Regions from separate parts of the Homo sapiens genome. Here region 2 is linked to region 1. A link is a contact called in ENCODE Hi-C data. All regions are on one chromosome and are shown on one strand. The core of a region is the stretch at or near the end of the contact, and the rest is flanking DNA. Distances in the headings are between cores, read along the strand shown.

The links. Hi-C counts contacts between places; a loop is a spot of excess contacts on that map. Pooled maps may share reads with other maps.
Region 2: a loop to region 1 is called in a map of CD8-positive, alpha-beta T cell, with 32 times the contacts of the local background. The contact joins the promoter of IQUB here to the promoter of CAPZA2 in region 1. A Hi-C loop is called at or near these places in 2 of 168 maps with a recorded cell type or tissue (CD8-positive, alpha-beta T cell and naive thymus-derived CD4-positive, alpha-beta T cell) and 7 of 50 pooled maps.

What each region holds. Positions count from the first base shown.
Region 1 is chr7:116,860,578-116,863,958 of GRCh38, reverse strand. CAPZA2 (capping actin protein of muscle Z-line subunit alpha 2) reads right to left here and starts at 1,372. Exons shown (of 10, transcript NM_006136.3): 1 at 1,309-1,372. The coding sequence starts at 1,347. RefSeq lists a silencer at 885-1,624 and enhancers at 991-1,753, 1,705-1,754.
Region 2 is chr7:123,533,301-123,536,310 of GRCh38, reverse strand. It overlaps IQUB (IQ motif and ubiquitin domain containing), which reads left to right and starts at 1,716. Exons shown (of 13, transcript NM_178827.5): 1 at 1,716-1,819. It overlaps LOC124901740 (a long non-coding RNA gene), which reads right to left and starts at 1,780. Exons shown (of 2, transcript XR_007060507.1): 1 at 886-1,780; 2 at 52-706. RefSeq lists an enhancer at 830-969 and silencers at 1,040-1,169, 1,250-1,399, 1,420-1,649.

The sequences.
Region 1 (3,381 bases), core at 123-2,622:
AAAAAGATTTCCGAAAATAAAGATGAGGCTGACTTCTGACCATTCACATTGGGAATGGGACAGAACCTTCTATTTCGGTGCAAGAACACAGCATATAAAAACATCTAGAGCAGAGGGTCCTAAATGAAAATATCCTCAGACTTACATGAAGATTTCTTAAACACCACAACATACCTAAATGTACCTGTATTTTCCTGCACTGGCTTTGAAATTTAAAAATGAAGCACTCTTTAACGAAGAGTGGACATTTCCAACCCTGCAACTAACTCATTCCTATGTTCTGTCAGTTACTTCTAAGGGTCCTTTCCGAGAAACAGTCAAAATTAGCAGGGTTCTCCCCTACCCCACCACCCTCGGGAATGGGACGTTCCCAAAAGCCAAACGAAAGGGGCGAATTAAGAGAGCAGCAGTTCAATGAATTATTCCATTACTCGTTTTAAATATCTGAGAACTTAAGTCGTTCATCTGGTTCCATTGCTGTCACAGCATCTAATATACAGTAAAAGGAGTTGCACATTTTCCCCTCTTCGGAAGAAGTCCTAGCAGGAAAGTGAGGTGCCACCAAATCGACCCCCGGGGGGGGGCTGCTGCCAACGTGGGCAGAAAACAACTATGGGGAGGGGGTCGTCTTTTTGTGAGCAACTCCGCTGCCTCCTGGGGAACATGGGAGCTGCAAGCTTACTGCTAGAGCCACGAAAGGAAAGAGAGAAGGAGGGAGAGATGCCTCCATGGGGAAAGGGAAAAAAAAGGATAAACCGTAGAGGATCAGAAAAGGAAGCATTTTGCTTTGAGGAGGGGGAAGTAGAAGGGAGAAGTGAAGGTCTGCTTCCTAAGCGATTTTTCCCTTCCCCTCACCCGCCGCTACACTCACAGGCCAGGCCGCCGCGCTGGGCACTGCCCTTGGGCCGCTCCCACGCACGGACGCAAACCCCTTTGCGTCCCTGGTCCCCGGTCCCCGGCCCCGGCGGAGGCCCCGCGGCCCGACAGCAGGAGAGGGTCCTGGGCAGCCGCCGCCCTCCCCCGCGCCCGCGCCCCCGCCCGCCGTCGCCCGGCTCCCGCTTCCTATTTTCGGAGTACACACCCTACAAGGAGCGGAGCGAGCAGGCCTGGCAGAGACCTGCCCCCGCGCGGGGCCTCGGGTGACGGACAGGGGCAGGCACTGGGCGCAGTAAGGATGGGGGAGGAAGGGCAGCCGAGGGCAAGGCCAGCTGCGGGCCAATGCCCTTCCCCCGCGACCAGACTCCGGGCCCACCCGCCCGGGCTGAGCCGGCTCCTGACAGCCCGCGCCGTCGCCCCCGCGACTCTTACCTTCTCTTCATCAGACAACTGCTCCTCCAGATCCGCCATCTTCCTTCTGGCGACAAACCGCGGCGGCGGCGGCGGCAGCGGCCACCTGACTTCCCCGTTTCCGTGCGGTCCTCAGCGCCGCGCGCCCCCGCTAAGGGAGGGGCCCGCCGCTCAGGCCGCCGCGCACGCGCACCCCGGGAGCCCCGCCTCCCTCGACCCGGCCCTCGCGGACTGAGCGCGGCTGTGCGCGTGCGCGGGCGCCTGGTGGCCGGGCGGGGGACCGTGTCTCGCTGGGCCGCCTGCTGCAGGCTTGCTAGCATCTTGAGTGCAGCGTGCTCTCCCCACTGTGACCATATGGGCTCAGTCTGCGATGAGTACATTCTGAGCCCTTCGTTATGTTTCCATCAAGTCCTGAACTCTGCCAGCTAAAATGTGAAAAGGTGTACAAATAGAAGCCTTTTAAACATTGTTTTTTCAAATATTAGAGAAGATAGTTGGCTTTCATTAAAATACACATCACGACCCTCTCCATAATTGAAAGATTGCTCTTGATATACTCCTTTATTCATCCAACAAATATTTTTTGGTTCTTTAACGGGGTGCGGGGCACTGTGTTAGTCTCTGGGGATACAGTGTTGAGGGGGAAAAAAGCAAGCTAGACATACATGTTCATAGCAGCACAATTCGCAATTGCAAAGAGATGGAACCAACCTAAGTGTCCATCAACCAATGAGTGGATAGAGCAAATGTGGGTATATACACCATGGAATACTACTCAGCCATAAAAAGGAACGAAATAATGCCTTTTGCAGCAACTTGGAAGGAGCTGGAGGCCATTATTCTAAGTGAAGTAACTCAGGAATGGGAAACCAAATATTTTATGTTCTCACTTATAAGTGGGAGCTAAGCTATGTGGGTTCAAAGGCATAAGAATGATAAAATGGACTTTGGGGACTGGGGAGGGGATAAATTACTACGTATTGGGTACAGGGTACACTGCTCAGGTGATGGGTGCACTAAAATCTCAGAAGTTACCGCTAAAGGACTTATCCATGTTACCAAAAATCCACCTGTATTCCAAAACTGTTGAAATAAAAAGAGAAACTTCCATACTCAAGAAGCTCATTTTCTACTCATTAAACAAACATATATTGAACAGTTGGGGCCGGGCGCGGTAGCTCAGGCCTGTAATCCCAGCAATTTGGGAGGCCTCCGTGGGCAGATCATCTGAGGTCAGGAGTTCGTGACCAGATTGGCCAACATGAAGAAACCCCGTCTCTACTAAAAATACAAAAATTATCCGGGGCGTGGTGGCGCATACCTGTAATACCAGCTACTCGGGAGGCTGAGGCAGGAGAGTTGCAGAAGTCATTGCAACCCGAGAGGCGGAGGTTGTCCCTGTCCCTGCAACCCGGGAGACGGAGGTTGCAGTCAGCCGAGGTCGCGCCACTGTACTCCAGCCTGGGTGACAGAGCAAGACTCTGTCTCAAAAAGCAAAACAAAAAAAAACAAAAACAGTTGGGGAAGGCACTGTACTATTCCAGGGGAATACAAAGCTATGTTAGACATGGATCCTACCCTCCTGAATAGGTTTGCCATATTAAATATAGGACACTTAATCAAATGTGAATTGCAGATAAGCAATCTTTTAAAAAGTATGTCCCATGAAGCAGTGGAGACATACTTAAACCAAAAAATTACTCATTGTTTTCAAATTTTACTGGACATCCTTTACTTTTATTTGCTAAATCTAGCAACCCTGCTTTTGAAGCTTGAAGTTTATGAGAGATTAAACATGTAATCAAAGCTGCGTAGATATGAATCAATTGGGAATCTTGTGAAAACGAAGTTGTTAATTCAATAGATGTGGCATGAGACTGGAGAATCTGTATTCTCCAGAATACAGCCTGTAGAATAACAGGCTCCCAGCTGATGCCAGTGCTCCTGATCTGGAGACCACATTTTGAGTGGTAAGGCCTTAGGGTTTAAGATAGGCGTTCAGATTCCGTGAGGAACTGTTGAGAACTTTTGAACAGTGACATGACATGATCAGAAATATGTGCAGCAAGATGAATCTGACAGCTGCACATAAAT
Region 2 (3,010 bases), core at 467-2,966, 6.7 Mb before region 1:
TTTCAGCAGAACAGTATAAAGAAATAAATGAAGACAATGAACATTTATGAATAAGGGAATGGACCTGTATTAATTTTATTAATCCTTTTAACATATCAAATCAAATTAAACAGTACTGTAATGGTTAAAAAATCTGGGACCTGGAGTTAGATTGCTTAGGTTTAATCCTGGTTCCCTCATTAAACTTTGTGTGCCTTAGTTTTCTCATTTACAAAATGGGTCTAATAGCAGTTTCTCCCTAATAAAATCGTTGTAAGGATTAAATTAGAAATCTATGTACGGTGCCTCATGACAATGAATACTTCATAAATGTTAGCTGCTATTATGAGATAGCAACATGTAGTTTGTTACTAAATTTCCAAGAGGAACATACTTGACTTGACCTCCAATACTATCCTGTGGTTCTTTAAAAGTTTTCTTATTCATTGATAGGCCGGGCGCGGTGGCTCACTCCTGTAATCCCCAACACTTTTGAAGGCGGATTGCTTGAGGCTAGGAGTTCCAGATCAGCCTGGCCAACATGGTGAAACCCCATCTCTACTAAAAATACCAAAATTAGCCGGGGGTGGTGGCGGGCGCCTGTAATCTCAGCTACTCAGGAGGCTGAGGCAGGAGAATCGCGGGAGCCAGGGAGGTAGAGGTTGCATTGAGCCGAGATCGAACCACTGCACTTCAACCTGGGCGACAGAGCAAGACTCTGTATACACTAGAAAAAAAAAAAAAAAAAAGAATTTGTTGTTAGACAAAATTTAGTTTATTAACTAATTTAGTGATTAACAAAAGTTCTTCTAAGCAGAATTATTTGATAGCTACTATCTCCCTTTTCTCTTTGGCTGCCAGGAAGCTGAGAGCCAAGTTGTTAGTTTAACAAAAGCAAGTAGGCACCTGACAGTTTCTCGCCTCTGACTTCATCGTGATGATTTCTCTGACTCGGATTTTTTTTATATCTGTAAAATTAAACTGCTGTCAGTGTTTGGTTTAGAGAGCTGTGCCGTTTCACAAGTGTAAAAGATCTTGGAGAGAAGTTAGTGTCCTGATTCACTTGGATCTAGGTAGCCAGTTGGTAACAGCCTCCGCCTCTGGCTCCTCCCCTTCTCCCTGCCGCGTCCCTCCTCCCCGCCCCTTCGCCTCTGGCCCCGCCCCTTCTCCCTGCCGCTTCCCTCCTCCACGCCCGCTCGCCTCTGACTCCTCCCCTTCTCCCTGACGCGTCCCTCTTCCTGTCTCTTCGCCTCTGGCTCCTCCCCTTTCTCCTGCCATGTTTCTTCTCCCCGCCCCCTCGCCTCTGGCTCCTCCCCCTTTTCCCTATCGCGTTCCTCCTTTGCAGCCCCCATCCCCCTCCTCTGGCTCCTCTTCTTCCCTACCGCGATCCTCCTTCCAGACCCCGGCCCCCAGCCCGCCTCTAGCTCCTTCCCTTATTTCCTGCCGCGCTCCTCCTTCCCGACACCGCCCCTCCGCCTCTGGCTACTCCTCTTCTCTCCTGCCGCACTCCTCCTTCCCGGCCCCACCTCCCCGCCTCTGGCTCATCCCCTTCTCTTCTGCCGCCCTCCTCCTTCCCGGCCCCGCCCCCAGTCTTTGGCTCCTCCCCCTACCCTGCCGCGCTCCTCCTTCCCGGCCCCTCCCCGCTGCCCTCTTCTGGCTCCTCCCCCCCACCCGCCTCTGGCTCCTCTCCTTCCCACCCCTGCCGTGCTCCGGCAGGAAGAGGTGGTGCCAGGGCCGTTGCTAGGATACGACCAACAGCTGAGAACGCGGCGAGTATGGAAGCTGCGTCTTAGGAGCCTGGGAAAGCACTTCGACGAGAATAGTTTGGTTTCGTACACAGGTAGGAGAACAGATTTTGACTGCGGCCTCCTGGTCCGACGCTTAGATCCAGCCTAGAGCCGGTGACAGCCGCGCTGGACTCTGGGTTCTGTGTGCTGGGCAGTGATTCCCACCTGAGCGCCTGGGGCTGCCTAGTCGGTCAGGAATGTTCCGACTTTACTTTAAAAACCGTGCGAAGCATCTCATCTTTCTCGGCTCCTTTTTTGGCTTCCCCTCTCTGATTTGGGACTTGAACCAGCAGCATCAAGCTAGGAGGTACACCTCACCTCACACCCTGGGTGCTTGTCACGGTAATTGCATAGAAGATGTGTGTATAACCCACACCTGGCACTAGAGACTCTTAGCCTTCCGTGGCCACCATTCTCATATTAAGTCGAGAGATTTTAGACTTTCCTCACCTGGCACTCTCACTCCTTCCTCTCCACCCTTGGTCTTTGCCTCTTAACAAACCTAAAAATTCAACAGATCTATTTGGTAGAAGGCAATACTGGATCCCTGCCTCACTAATTATACTACATTCTAAATGTGTTAAGCTTTAAATGGTAGGGAATGAAATGTAGGTGAAAAGGGAGACTTTTTTGTATGCAAACATGATAGAGGTTGCTTTTTAAACAATAAGATTTAAACATTTTCATTTGAATAGATAATACATAAAAAAATAGTTCGAATAGTAAAAAGAATGAAGAGTGAAAATCCTCCATCTACCCATTTCTCCCCATCTCCAGGCCACCTTCCACAGGTGTTTTAGACATACGCAAATATGTAGTTACACCTGTAACATTGTGCATACTCTTCTGTGATTGGCTTTTACACTTAAGACTGTGTGTCCAGTTGTTTTCTATCAATATTTACAGATCTGTCTCATTTATGCATTTATGGATGAATTTATGTATTTATGTTTCATTGTGAGAAGGTGTTTCGAAGCATGTCAGGAAATTTGGAAACTCTCATAAGCAAAAAGATTGATAAATGTCACTACCTAACAATCTAAAACTTTTATATAGTAAGAGAAAAACAACATCAAACATACAATGGGAAATATAAGGGCAACACACAACAAAGGGATATTTAATTATTAGGACTCATAAAACAATATGAGGATGTAAGGAAACAGTCAAGGGGAACTTCTTGGGGCTATAATAGAAAACAGTTTGATGGAATTTAACAAAATTAAGATCTGTATGCCCTTTGA